4 separate regions of the Homo sapiens genome follow, and all the other regions are linked to region 1. A link is a contact called in ENCODE Hi-C or POLR2A ChIA-PET data. All regions are on one chromosome and are shown on one strand. Each heading gives the region's core, a stretch centred on a gene start or an enhancer-like site at or near the end of the contact. The rest is flanking DNA. Distances are from core to core; before and after follow the strand shown. Region 1 holds the start of DHX30 (DExH-box helicase 30). Region 2 holds the start of UQCRC1 (ubiquinol-cytochrome c reductase core protein 1). Region 3 overlaps NBEAL2 (neurobeachin like 2). Region 4 holds the start of KIF9 (kinesin family member 9).

Region 1 (3,212 bases), core at 464-2,963:
AGTTCTATTTCCTGTAAAGCTTGCACACACATCCAACCCTGTGGTCACACTGAACTACTGAATATTCCTAGGATTTGTCCCTTGTTCCACTCGTATGTCTTTGTTCACGTTCCTTTCATTTTGCCATTCAGGAGTAACCACTCCTTTCTCTGAACTCTTGGAGTACCTAATACCTCCTTTCCAGCATTTACCACTTTCCATTTCCTTCACACAATGTTGTCATCTTCTCTACTAGGCTCTAAGTCCCTTGAGGCAGGGCCTTTGTAGCCTCCACACCAGCTTAGCAACTGATACACAGAGCACTCAGATGTCCGTGCAGGGATCTCTCTATTCTCCACACAACACAGCACCATGCCCTGTTCAGATGCACTAATTATTTGAATGAATAAATGATGTTCCACCCCCACACCCCGGTCTTCTAGCCAATGTAGAGAGAAAGAAAAGAGATACATGTTGAACTGTTTGCACACAAAAGTGACGGGATATGGCACTAATTCTTCATACAGCCTCAAAGGTCACATCTTTTTTTTTTTTTTTTTTTAAGTTTCATTCTTGTCGCCCAGGCTGGAGTTCAATGACACGATCTCGGCTTACTGCAACATCCGCCTCCCGGGTTCAAGTGATTCTCCTGCCTCAGCCTCCCGAAGTAGCTAGGATTATATGCGCCCGCCACCACGCCCAGCTAATTTTTTTGCATTTTTAGTTGAGACGGGGTTTCACCATGTTGGCCAGGCTGGTTTTGAACTCCTGACCGCAGGTGATCCACCCGCCTTGGCCTCCCAAAGTGCTGGGATTACAGGCGTGAGCCACCACGCCCGGCCTAAAGGCCACATCTTAAAACCATACTCTGTAAAATCCTGACCCAGCTTCAGAGCTACGCCACTGCGTTGTTTCCTTTTGAAGCTGAATTCCACTGAACCTATACTTGAACCTTATCTAGAGGACTACAGCGTGTAATTGGGACAATCCCCTTTCTCATTCCTAAGAGGTGATGTGGCCGGGCGGACCTCCAGATTTCCAGCAACTATGACTGGCACTCTCCCCGCGACCAGCAAGTGCCACCTTGTCCTTTGCCTAACGTTGTACAGTTTACGAAATCAACGAACCAACACGTTGATTTCATCTTCCCTGCAAACTGGGGAGACAAGACAAAAATGCTCACCTCCCTAAAAAAACAGATTAGAGGGGAGATGGGGAAGAGAAGAGGCGTGGCTACGAGCTGTGGCGGGGAAGGCGGGTGGAATCCCGGAGCCCGAGCTGGAAACCGTTCCCCGCTCAGCCATGACCCGGGCTGTTTATTCGCATCAGGAGGCGCGGGTGGCTCGCAGAGGGCGAGAAGACCCTTCCCGCTTTCACACTGCAGGCAGCTAAGTCGCCGAGAAAGGCAGCAACTTGACGCCCGACCCCGCCACCCAAACCCGCTCGCTCTGCGACCCCAGAGCAGCCGGCGCCAACCCGTCCCCTTCGCGACTCCGCCGGAAGTCCCGCCTGCACCGCCGCCGCGCCCCATTGGGCCGGGTGCTGGGGCATCCCGGGCGCTGGGTGCCCCGAGCGGCTACGACGAGTCCCAGGTGGGGCCGGGCTCCAGGCCCGCGGGGGAGCGGAGCCGTGCGCCGCAGGCGGGCTCCGTGACGCCGGGTGGGGAACGCCGGGCCGGTGGCGGGACTTCCGCCACGGGACTCGGAAGGGGCCGCGCCGCCGCTGCTGGGAGTTGTAGTCCGGCCGTGGTTGGGGGAGCCGCGGCTCATGCGCGGTGCACAGAGGCTTGTTTCACATCTGTAACAACAGGTGAATTGGGCTTTTTATTCTCCCCTTTCGTGCCCTCTTGAGGAGCCTGCCGCGGCCGGGGGTGGTCGTCGTGAGGAGGGGGCCCGGTCCGACCGCCAGCCTGGCGGAGAGTGGGGCGGAGACGCCGGCGGGCCCGAGGAGCAGGCCGGGCATCCTAGGCCTGCCCGGGAAGCCGGCCCGGCCGATCCGTGGGCAGCCAGGCCTCGGCCTGCCGTTGCCATGGAGCCCGGGCGGGGGCGGGGGCCAGACCGGTCCGCCGGGGCGGGCCTCGCAGCCAGGGGCTCCGCGGAGGCCGTGGGAGAGGCCGCTTCATTGGCGCAACGACGCCTTCGCCTCGGGATGCGCCGTTTCCCCAGGCAGGGCCTGGAGGAAGCCTCCTGAGTGCCCCGAGACCTTTGTCTACTTCTCCTCCTTCCCGGTGCTGCCCGGACCGTTCGTCCAGAGGGAGGCCCGGTGCCTTCTGGCCCCCCTAGTTTGCCCCCTTTTGCACCGACCTTGTCACTGGGGGAGGCCAAGGGGTGAGGTATTCTTTGTTTGCTGGTGGTAACTTGTCCCATTTAGCAGGGGAAGACCAAATGCATGTTGGGTCCTTTGTTTGCAGTGAACTGGAGTCCCAGGGGTCCTCAGAAACCCTAAGCCAGGGATATGGCATATCTAGTCGTTGTGTAGCAACATTGGTCACTTGAATTATGATTTTTCAAGGCAGAGGCTGTTTCACTTTACAACCCCACTCCATGAGGGTTTGCCATACACTAGCAGGTAGACTGCAGAAGGCCACTTACAGGCTTTCAACCTGGTTTTAGTTGCAGCTTATGGGCCAGAGTGAAATGAGACGTTGTCTGGTGATTTCCCTTGAAGTTTCTTGCAAGGTGGTAACCCCACTGTCATTGTGGGTTTTAACTACATCTTGTAATTTACACTTAAATCTTAGAGATTTAAGGCGATGTGCAGAAACTACATCCTTTGCTGCGTTTTCTACCGGTGTTGGCTCTTTATCCCTAAAAGATAGTTGCTCTTCAAGTGTTTTAATTTATGTAGCTGTGATACAAAGTTTTATTAGGGCCGGGAGCGGTGTCTCACGCCTGTAATCCCAGCACTTTGGGAGGCCGAGGCGGGTGGATCACCTGAGGTCAGAAGTTTGAGACCAGCCTGGCCAACATGGCTAGACCTCGTTTCTACTAAAAATACAAAAATTAGCCGGGCATGGTGGCGTGCGCCTGTAACCCTAGCTACTTGGGAGGCTGAGGCAAGAGAATTGCTTGAACCCAGGAGGCCGAGGTTGCAGTGAGCCAAGATCGCGCCATTTCACCCCAGCCTGGGCAACAAGAGCGAAACTCCTTCTCAAAACAAAACAAAACAAAAACCACACACAAGTTTTATTAGCTGTTGGACCTTTCTTGCCCCTTTCAGCCTTTGAAGATAAC
Region 2 (3,212 bases), core at 241-2,740, 810 kb after region 1:
CCTTCCAAGTCTTCACTGTCCATCATTCCACTCTCTACATCTGTATGTACGTATTTTTTAGCTCCCACTGATAAGTGAGAACATGTGATATTTGCTTTCCTAAGAGATGTCAATGCATATACCATATATCACACAATCTTAGATGAACATGTATTTCACATCTAACATCTTGGAATGCAAGAGGCATTTTACAATCTATAGTATCCTTTGATTAAAATTGGCAAGATTCTTGAGATTCTTTCTCTGGCACTGGAGCACAGACAGCTCCTTACAATCTAGCACATTTTAGAGTTCATGTAATATAGCATTCTTTACTATAACAAGTGACATATAACAAGGAAGTTGCAGGCCACCTTTTCCTATGCTTAGTAACAATTTAAATCGCAGGACATTGTTTCTGGAAAACTAAAAGGATGTGTCAATAAAAACATCTGGCCCTGGGGCTGGGGGCTGAAAGGAGGAGGAGATAATTATTTCTTGGGAATCTTCTCACCTATTCATATATCTATCTGTGACTCAAGATTTCTTGTGTCAATTTAGAGAATTTGTATTTTTTGGAAAATCACACATTTCATTGTACTGTTAAAATGCATTTGCTTCCTAAAATGTATTTCTGGTCTAGCCTGGAGATTATGACCTTGGGCAGTGAGGCTGACAGACCTGGACCCCTGCAAGTCACCTAAGGTGTCTGAATCCCATTTTCCGCATTATAAGAGGAGACATGATCACTTCCCTTATATGGGCTCCTTAACAAAAGGCTGGAAAAGAATTTGGCCGCCTACTTAACGGGCATTATATGCTAAATAATGTTGGCTTATAGTGAAGATTGTCCCGTGAAGCCAAGGCGTGGCTAGGGTAGGGAATGGGGCCATTCTCGGGGTGAGTGGTCCTGGGTCCGAACCCAAACCACAAACGGGAAGACTCGAGCCCAAGGTCACACCCCAACCAGGGAAAAGACGGCAGGCCCAACCTGGAGGCCCTCTCCCCAAAAGCGTCCCCAACTCACCGTGCAAGTGGGCTGAGAGGACTGCTCGGAGGCCACACGCAGGCCGTTGTCCAGCAGGCTAACCTGCGTCTCCGGCACGAACTGGAGCGCCTGAGCGAAGGTTGCCGTACTCCGCAAGGCTGGCGTCCGCAGCAGGGCCGGCTGTGGAAGGGAACAGCCGCGAGTGAGGACTCGGTCAGGGGATCGCTCCCCACCTCCCAGGTCCTCAGGAGGACCCCCGAACCCCGCCCCTAGGCAAGCGGCGAGATACCTTTCCCCGCCCTCCGCCGTGACCTTCCCACGGCCCTGACCCCGCGTCCTCCCCACCTCGACCTGCCACTGCTAACAGCCCACACCTGTCCGCTTCCCGAAGCCCTGTCCCGAAGCCCCGCGCTCTCGCCACCACCTCACCGAGCGGCGGGCGCGCAATAGCACTTGTGCCCCGGCGGTAGCGGCCCGACAGACCACGGACGCCGCCATCTTCCAGCTGCAGTCGGCCCTGTTGCGCCGCGCAAGCGTAGACTGGGCGCGTTGGCGGTCGCGGCGCAGGCGCAGTACCGTACAGTTGGTGCTCGGCCGCCTCCTGGCGGGAACCGGGACAGTCTATTGTGCTGGCCTGGCTTTGGCTGACTGGCTCTGACCGCGCTGCCGCCAGTCCCTGCGCACATCAGTCCACCTGCCGTCCATCAGCCCGAGCAGGTCCGCCCGCCGTGCAGTCCATCTCCCCATTCCACGCGTGGAAGTCAGAGTGCATTATGTTTCTCACCAGCCGCGCTGCGTACTGAGGTCTGGCGGGCGGGGAGTTGCAGCCACAGCGTGTCCGCAGGTTCGAGCCCAGGGCTAAAGTACCAGCGTGGAAACTTACCTGGGACCACAAGTTGGTGCTGAAAGTCAGTATTTTTTTCTCTTTATTTATTTTTTATTTTCTGAGACAGGGTCTCGCTCTGTCGCCCAGGCTGGAGTGCAATGGCGCGATCTCGGCTCACTGCAACCTCCGCCTCCCGGCTTCAAGCGATTCTCCTGCCTCAGCCTCCCGAGTAGCTGGGATTATGCCCGGTAATTTTTGTTTCTTTAGAAGAGACAAGGTTTCTCCATGTTGGCCAGTTTTGCGCCCTGCCAGTTTTCTCTTTAAAAGAACTAAGTACAGGCCGGGAGCGGTGGCTCACTCCTGTAATCCCAACACTTTGGGAGGCCGAGGCAGGTGGATCACTTGAGGCGAGGAGTCCAAGACCAGCCTGGCCAACATGGTGAAACCTTTCCTTTTCTGTAAGAGGAAAAAGAATTCTGGCTGGGTGCAGTGGCTCATGCCTGTAATCCCAGCACTTTGGAAGGCCGAGGTGGGCGGATCACCTGAGGTCGGGAATTTGAGACCAGCCTGACCGACATGGAGAAACCCCGTCTCTACTAAAAATACAAAAGTAGACGGGCGTGGTGGCGCATGCCTGTAATCCTAGCTACTCCAGAGGCTGAGGCAGGAGAATCACTTGAACCCGGGAGGCGGAGGTTGCGGTGAGCCGAGATCGCGCCATTTCCAGCCTGGGCAACAAGAGCGAAACTCCGTCTCAAAAAAAAAAAAAAAAAAAAAAAAAGACTTCTAAGGTATGCTTTGTTATGTCAACTAAAGAAAAAAAAAAACAAGCTTTTAAATATTTAAAGTTAGTTCTATTCAGAAGTCTTACCAAGAATTGCAACCCGGGAGAGCCTTTCAGGGAGTTTCTGCTAGACTGCTCCAAAGCAGTGTTTCCGACAGTTTATACACTGGTGGTGGCGGCTCTCCATGTGCTCAGAAATTACATCAAATGTGCTCAGAAGTTACATTAGAGCATAAATCTCATCAAGGTTTGGGTGCAAGAGTACATCTGTTTATAGGTCACAGAAGCATAATCATTAATCCTGTCAGACAGTATCTTAAGTACAGGAAGAGGCAAGGGCTAGGATCATTGCATTTTTTACCATGTTGGCCAGGCTGATATCAAACTCCTGGCCTCAAGCAATCCACCCACCTCAGCCTCCCAAAGTGCTAGGATTACAGGGGTGAGCCACCACACCTTACCCAAAAACTACTCTTATACTTAAAATAAAACTATCTTTATAAAAATCATGCCAGATGCCATGACCACAGGCTCTCACACCACACCCAGCTAATTTTTTTTTATTTTTTGTGGAGACGGGGGTCTCATTATGTTGCCCAGGCTGATCTTAAACTCCTGAGCTCAAGTGATCCTCC
Region 3 (3,212 bases), core at 476-2,975, 800 kb before region 1:
AGGAGCCACATCCAACTCGGCTCTCAGCTGAGGAAGCAGCCCATCGCCTTGCACGCCTGGACACTAACTCACCTAGCATCTTCCAGCACCTGGACGAACTCAAGGCATTCTTCGCAGAGGTGAAAGGAAGACAAGACCTCAACTTTATATTCTGTGAAATGGGTTTAACCCCACTGTCCTTACCAACCACGTGGGGCAGATGGGAATCCTAATCAAGGTCACTGATTTCAAGGCACCTTAGAAAATGAGCTAAACATGGGAAGAGTATGGGGGCAGGAGGGGTGCCTTCTTCATCAGGGCCAGGATAAAGTGTCGACTCAACAAGCTCTGAAAGCCTTAGGGAGATCAGGAGGGAGATCTGTCCTTGGACCCCTTCCATCGCCTTCCTAGACAGGAACATTCCTGAATGTTGCCCCCAGGCCTGACTTTTTTTTTAGGTTTCCCTCTCTTCCTGCCTTTGGGCTAGGGGGACAAGGAATAACAGGGTGAGAGGACCAAGTTGAAACTAAGTGTGATACTCTGGAAGCATCTTCCATGTCTGTCCCAGCTTCTCACCCACTTTCTGAGATGCCCTCCTAAAGTCTCTGCCTGTTTCTTGGAGGGAACCTCTGCATCTGTGACACCTACTCTATGACCCCTGGGGACTGACAGTAAAGGAAGGGATGATGCTTCAGGGAGCAGATAGTGTAATCTGATAGTACTCAGGCATAGCTAGGCCTGCCCTTGCCCCTGCAGGTTGTCAGTGATGGTGTACCCCTGGTGCTAGCCCTGGTCCCCCACCGGCAGCCCCACTCCTTCATCACCCAGGGTTCCCCAGACCTGTTGGTAAGTGCATTGTGCAGAGCCCCAGCTCAGCTCCACTCCCCCTTGCCTCTGCCAGAAACCCACCTCTGCCCCCTCCTGCCTGCAGGTGACTGTGAGTGCCAGTGGGCTGCTGGGCACCCACAGCTGGTTGCCCTATGACCGCAACATAAGCAACTACTTCAGCTTCAGCAAAGACCCCACCATGGGCAGCCACAAGTAGGACAGAGGGCTGTGGGTGGGGTGGGCTACAAATGCCCTGCACCCGGAATTATTCCCCTCCCTAATCAGAATGTAGGCCAGCTGCAGGGGAAAGGTCTGGCCAGGCTCCCTGAGGGCCTGGGTCTCTTCCATGTGGCCTGGCCTCACTTGCTATCCCCCTCACTGGGTCAGGACGCAGCGACTGCTGAGTGGCCCGTGGGTGCCAGGCAGTGGTGTGAGTGGACAAGCACTGGCAGTGGCCCCGGATGGAAAGCTGCTATTCAGCGGTGGCCACTGGGATGGCAGCCTGCGGGTGACTGCACTACCCCGTGGCAAGCTGTTGAGCCAGCTCAGCTGCCACCTTGGTATGAACAGCCTTGGAGCTGGGGAGAATGAGGCACACAGGTATGGGGCCGGGTTCTGAGGCTGGCCAGGGCGGATGTGACTCCTCCGTTCTGCCTGTACCCTCCCCTTCCCATGCAGATGTAGTAACCTGCCTTGCACTGGACACCTGTGGCATCTACCTCATCTCAGGCTCCCGGGACACCACGTGCATGGTGTGGCGGCTCCTGCATCAGGTGTGCCTCGTGGGCAGCTCTGTGGGGCCCCCGTAGCCCAGACCTGCAGCCCATCCGTCCCTCAGTGGCCTTCCAGTCCTGTCCTCCTCTAGTCTTGGACAAGGCCTTCATTTCCTGAGCCTCAGGGGACAGTCCTAAGCCAACCCTGGTCCTCCACAGGGTGGTCTGTCAGTAGGCCTGGCACCAAAGCCTGTGCAGGTCCTGTATGGGCATGGGGCTGCAGTGAGCTGTGTGGCCATCAGCACTGAACTTGACATGGCTGTGTCTGGATCTGAGGTGTGTGTATGCATGTGCCCTGGGGAGGGTGAGTTTCCTGGGCAATCCCCCTGGAGCCCAGACTCCTGCCCAGGACCCTAAGTTGCCTTCCTGCAGGATGGAACTGTGATCATACACACTGTACGCCGCGGACAGTTTGTAGCGGCACTACGGCCTCTGGGTGCCACATTCCCTGGACCTATTTTCCACCTGGCATTGGGGTCCGAAGGCCAGATTGTGGTACAGAGCTCAGCGTGGGAACGTCCTGGGGCCCAGGTATGGGGAAGGGGTGCCCAGCAAAGATGGAGGGGCAGTTGGGATCCTGTCCTTGCTGACACTCCCTGCTTCCTCCAGGTCACCTACTCCTTGCACCTGTATTCAGTCAATGGGAAGTTGCGGGCTTCACTGCCCCTGGCAGAGCAGCCTACAGCCCTGACGGTGACAGAGGACTTTGTGTTGCTGGGCACCGCCCAGTGCGCCCTGCACATCCTCCAACTAAACACGTAAGCCCCCCATTTATGGGTTCATGGCCCCTGAAGGTGGTGGTCATTGGTGTAGGATAAAGGCCCTAGGAACCCACACACCATACATGTTTGTGGGCACATATTTCAAGGTTTGTTACCTGTCCCTTCATCTTCCCATGGGGAGGTCTTGCCCTGGGCCTCCGCTTAGCCACAGTTGTGGGAGATTTCTTTGTGTATAAGAATTTCAATTTAACCATCCTTAAAATGAGGACAGAGAGGGTATATGGGATAAGGGATATCTGCTGGTCGCAAAGCCCCCTTGCAGTCGCAAGTTGGTGTATATCCCCTCTCCCTTCCAGACTGCTCCCGGCCGCGCCTCCCTTGCCCATGAAGGTGGCCATCCGCAGCGTGGCCGTGACCAAGGAGCGCAGCCACGTGCTGGTGGGCCTGGAGGATGGCAAGCTCATCGTGGTGGTCGCGGGGCAGCCCTCTGAGGTGAGGATGGGGCGGGGGTGGGGAGGCCCCTCGAACGGGGCGGGGCGTGGCGCGGCGATCCCAGCTGATCCTACTCAACCCTTACGCCCACCAGGTGCGCAGCAGCCAGTTCGCGCGGAAGCTGTGGCGGTCCTCGCGGCGCATCTCCCAGGTGTCCTCGGGAGAGACGGAATACAACCCTACTGAGGCGCGCTGAACCTGGCCAGTCCGGCTGCTCGGGCCCCGCCCCCGGCAGGCCTGGCCCGGGAGGCCCCGCCCAGAAGTCGGCGGGAACACCCCGGGGTGGGCAGCCCAGGGGGGTGAGCGGGGCCCACCCTGCCCAGCTCAGGGATTGGCGGGCGATGTTACCCCCTCAGGGATTGGCGGGCGGAAGTCCCGCCCCTCGCCGGCTGAGGGGCCGCCCTGAGGGCCAGCACTG
Region 4 (3,212 bases), core at 370-2,869, 520 kb before region 1:
CTATCTTCAGTCACTACTGAGAGAGTCCCAAGGGGCATATGATGTCACTCCCCTTCCATGACAACTCCAACCAAAGCCCACAGCCCTTCCAGGAGGACACTTGGTTTCCAGGTGCAAAAATCCACATCCAGCACCTCACCACACGCTTTTTTTGTTTTTGTTTTTGTTTTTTGTTTATTTGTTTTTGTGACAGGGTCTCACTCTGTCACCTAGGCTGGAGTGCAGTGAAACAATCTCGGTTCACCGTAGCCTCCACATCCTGGGTTCAAGCGATCCTCCCACCTCAGCCCCGCAAGTAGCTAGGACTACAGGCGTGCACCACCACGCCCGGGTAATTTTTGTATTTTTCGTAGAGACAGGGTTTCGCCATGTTGCCCAGGCTGGTCTTGAACTCCTGAGCTCAAGCAATCCGCTCACCTCAGCCTCCCAAAGTGCTAGGATTACAGGCGTGAGCCACGGCGCCCGGCCCCCTCCCTTTCTCCCTCAGGACCTTGTGGGGAATGTCTCTCCTTGGGGAACCACCCTTTGATATTTCTGGTATAACAAAGCAAGTCTCTGAATGGCCACCAGGAGACTTCTGTGTTAAGGCGCTCGAGGTTTCCTCATTTGTCTTTAGTGGGAATGAACAGAATTGGCAACAAGCAGCCATGAAGACTAGACAAGAGGAAAGGGAGCGTTTGGTGGGGTGGAAGGCACCAGGTGGGTCCCTATCTTCCAGTGCTCCCGTCCAGATGAGGGGCTGTCATGGGGAACCCTCATAGCTACCCGTAGCGGCAGCACCAACACCCGAATCCAAAACACTGGGTCCAACTGCACCTGGCCTTGGCTGAACAAGACTAGGATGCAGGCAAAACTAGACTTTCTCCTTTTTCTCACCCAATGTGCCGGACCCCCGCGTGGAGCCTGGGCGGCAGTGGGCTTTGGACCCATTCCGGTCCCTCTCTGGAGAGGTTTCCTCACCTGTAACACGAAGGGCTCCGACTGGTGATCCCAAAGCCCCCTCTAGTTCGAAAACTGACTAGTACGGAAGAGTCCAGACGACCTCTGGCTCCCTGCCTCACGGCCTCTATGTCCTGGACGCGACGTGGGACCCCTTTGTGGGACCAATGAACATTAGCTCCGAAGACCGTAAGCCGCGGTCAGGTTGAAAGGACTCCCGCGACGTCGAGCCCTCCTTCGCCTGGGTTTCAGAGATGAGCGACCCAGCTGGGAACCCCCAGATAAAGCGGTTTTTGGACCCCAGCCACTTTCAGCAGTCCGGGCGCACACCCTTTTCCCGTCTCCCCACTCCCACCGGCGAGCAGCCCCTGCTCACCGTTCACCAGGCAGCGACGCTCCCGGGACGCGACTGCCGCAACCGAAACCACCTGCACTCCCCACGCGGGGCTGCCTGGCTGTGTACATAGTCGCCATGGCAACGGGTCGCTTCCGGGGATTCCGGAAGTGTCGGGGTGGCGGAAATGAAGTCCGAGGTCCTACGTCGAGGATACGGGTGAGGTCATGGCCGAATCGGGAAGACGAGAGATGGGGCCGATTGATCTAGAAAGACTTCGGCGGATGCACATGCGAAGTCAAGGTCGAGATAGCGAGGGAACGAAGGCCGCACATGAACCAGGAAGCGGAGTGGCGGGGCTTCCGGCGCCGAGGAGATTCAACTACGGCGGCCGCGGAGGCCCGTCCGATTGCTGCTCCGCGCTCCGAGCGGCTGTCGGCGTGCGCTATCGCCCCGCCCTGGTTAGTGTCTAGCCGGCCGGCGAGGCCTGCGCAGTTGCAGCGGCCGGGGAAGATGGTGGAGGACGGCGCGGAGGAGCTGGAGGATCTGGTGCACTTCTCCGTGTCTGAGTTGCCTAGTCGCGGCTACGGCGTCATGGAGGAGATCCGGCGGCAGGGCAAGCTGTGCGACGTGACCCTCAAGGTACCGCGGACTGGGCGGCAGCGGGCTGAGGGAAAAGGGGTCGAGCGGGGAGTAAAAAGGGGCGGGGGACAGAGAAAGAGAGGTCTAGCAGGGAGAGGGGTGGGGAGAAGAGGTGTGAGGGGGGCCGAGTAGTGGGGAGAGAGGTGCCGAGCAAAAGGGGATCGGGGCCGAGTGGGGAGAGGAAGAGGACAACCTTTCAGCCCTTGAAAGGAAAGGTTGAGAGGTGCGCCGCTTAGGCCCTTGGAGTGGGAGACACGGGTGACAGCCTCCTTTTTCTGTCATGCAGACAAGAGAAAATGGACTTACCTTCTATGGAGGCAGGGGCGGTGGCCGGCTCCACATGCTGATGGGCACCACTGAAGAACCTTCTCTTGTCACTACAGATATTTCTTTGTGCCTGTCGAACTTGGCTGTGCTGTTCTAGAAGAGAAGGCTTCTCCTTAGGAATCATTGCCCTTAATTGTTGAATTACTACTTTGTCTCTTAAGAGCTTTTAAAATCTTCTCTGGAAAATTTTTGAGGTGGGAAGCCACCCTGCCCCATACTGGAAGGCACCACTCACCACCACAAAGGTCCCCGGGGCTGGGCCTGCTGGCCGCGTGGGGAGAGGGATGCTGACTGATATTAAGAGGGAAAGATATCTTAACCACCTGTTCCCCACCAGCATTCTGGTCGCTAGAGCCAGCCTCCCTCCTGTGCCTGGGTCTTTTCATGAGGAAGAGGCATGCTGTGCTGCTGCCTGGCCAAGCCACCGAACCATGTGGAGACGTCCGGTTGGGGAGATGATCAGTGGGGCTCCCTGTTGGGCTTTAGCTGGAAAGCTCTCAGCATCTGTGCGTGATCCCTGTTTAAAAAACAAACAGGGCAGGCATGGTGGCTCACACCTGTAATCCCAGCACTTTGAGAGGCGAGAGGATCACTTGAGTGGGGGAATTGGAGACCAGCCTGGGCTATGTAGGGAGACCCTGTCTCTACAAATAATAAAAAATTGTCTGGGCATGGTAGCCTGTGCCCGTAGTCCCAGCTACTCAGGAGGGTGAGGTGGGAGGATCGCTTGAGCCTAGGAGGTCAAGCCTGCAGTGAGTTGTAATCACACCACTGCACTCCAGCCTGGGCAACACAGCAAGATCCTATTTCTCCTATTTCTCTCTGTCTCTCTCACACACACACACACACACAAATAAATAAATAAAAGAAAAAATAAAACTATGCAGAGATTCTTTTGCTCTTCTTTTCTTTTTTCTTTTTTTTTTTTTTTTTGAGACGGAGTCTCGTTCTGTTGCCCAGGCTGGAGTGC

The links. A loop is a pair of places that touch in the nucleus more often than their neighbours do. ChIA-PET counts read pairs that join two places held with the same protein, here RNA polymerase II (POLR2A). Pooled maps may share reads with other maps.
Region 2: a loop to region 1 is called in a pooled map, with 6 times the contacts of the local background. The contact joins the promoter of UQCRC1 here to the promoter of DHX30 in region 1. A Hi-C loop is called at or near these places in 4 of 50 pooled maps. POLR2A ChIA-PET finds 5 or more read pairs at or near these places in 2 of 52 experiments (activated CD4-positive, alpha-beta T cell and activated T-cell).
Region 3: a loop to region 1 is called in a pooled map, with 4 times the contacts of the local background. The contact joins the enhancer-like site here to the promoter of DHX30 in region 1. A Hi-C loop is called at or near these places in 1 of 50 pooled maps. POLR2A ChIA-PET finds 5 or more read pairs at or near these places in 2 of 52 experiments (HEK293T and WTC11).
Region 4: a loop to region 1 is called in a map of CD8-positive, alpha-beta T cell, with 16 times the contacts of the local background. The contact joins the promoter of KIF9 here to the promoter of DHX30 in region 1. A Hi-C loop is called at or near these places in 1 of 168 maps with a recorded cell type or tissue (CD8-positive, alpha-beta T cell), 1 of 37 single-sample maps with no recorded cell type and 9 of 50 pooled maps. POLR2A ChIA-PET finds 5 or more read pairs at or near these places in 2 of 52 experiments (PC-3 and activated naive CD4-positive, alpha-beta T cell).

What each region holds. Positions count from the first base shown.
Region 1 is chr3:47,801,425-47,804,636 of GRCh38, forward strand. DHX30 (DExH-box helicase 30) reads left to right here and starts at 1,714. Exons shown (of 22, transcript NM_138615.3): 1 at 1,714-1,788. RefSeq lists a silencer at 1,285-2,134 and an enhancer at 1,859-2,384.
Region 2 is chr3:48,608,156-48,611,367 of GRCh38, forward strand. UQCRC1 (ubiquinol-cytochrome c reductase core protein 1) reads right to left here and starts at 1,491. Exons shown (of 13, transcript NM_003365.3): 1 at 1,397-1,491; 2 at 1,007-1,147. The coding sequence starts at 1,465. RefSeq lists a silencer at 1,112-1,211 and enhancers at 1,382-1,481, 1,561-2,075, 1,772-1,881.
Region 3 is chr3:47,006,331-47,009,542 of GRCh38, forward strand. NBEAL2 (neurobeachin like 2) reads left to right here. Exons shown (of 54, transcript NM_015175.3): 45 at 3-119; 46 at 736-825; 47 at 911-1,020; 48 at 1,195-1,367; 49 at 1,486-1,580; 50 at 1,740-1,856; 51 at 1,953-2,111; 52 at 2,190-2,338; 53 at 2,659-2,794; 54 at 2,889-3,212. The coding sequence ends at 2,990. Among named protein-coding and RNA genes, the nearest start is that of NBEAL2, 28 kb to the left of the region's middle. RefSeq lists a silencer at 2,790-3,212 and an enhancer at 2,929-3,212. Within about 2 kb of position 1,726, at least 3 of the 41 ENCODE cell types and tissues checked have a DNase peak (open chromatin) inside an H3K27ac peak, as active enhancers do.
Region 4 is chr3:47,281,180-47,284,391 of GRCh38, forward strand. It overlaps KIF9 (kinesin family member 9), which reads right to left and starts at 1,620. Exons shown (of 21, transcript NM_182902.4): 1 at 1,316-1,620. KLHL18 (kelch like family member 18) reads left to right here and starts at 1,765. Exons shown (of 10, transcript NM_025010.5): 1 at 1,765-1,915. The coding sequence starts at 1,787. RefSeq lists enhancers at 944-2,143, 1,359-1,748.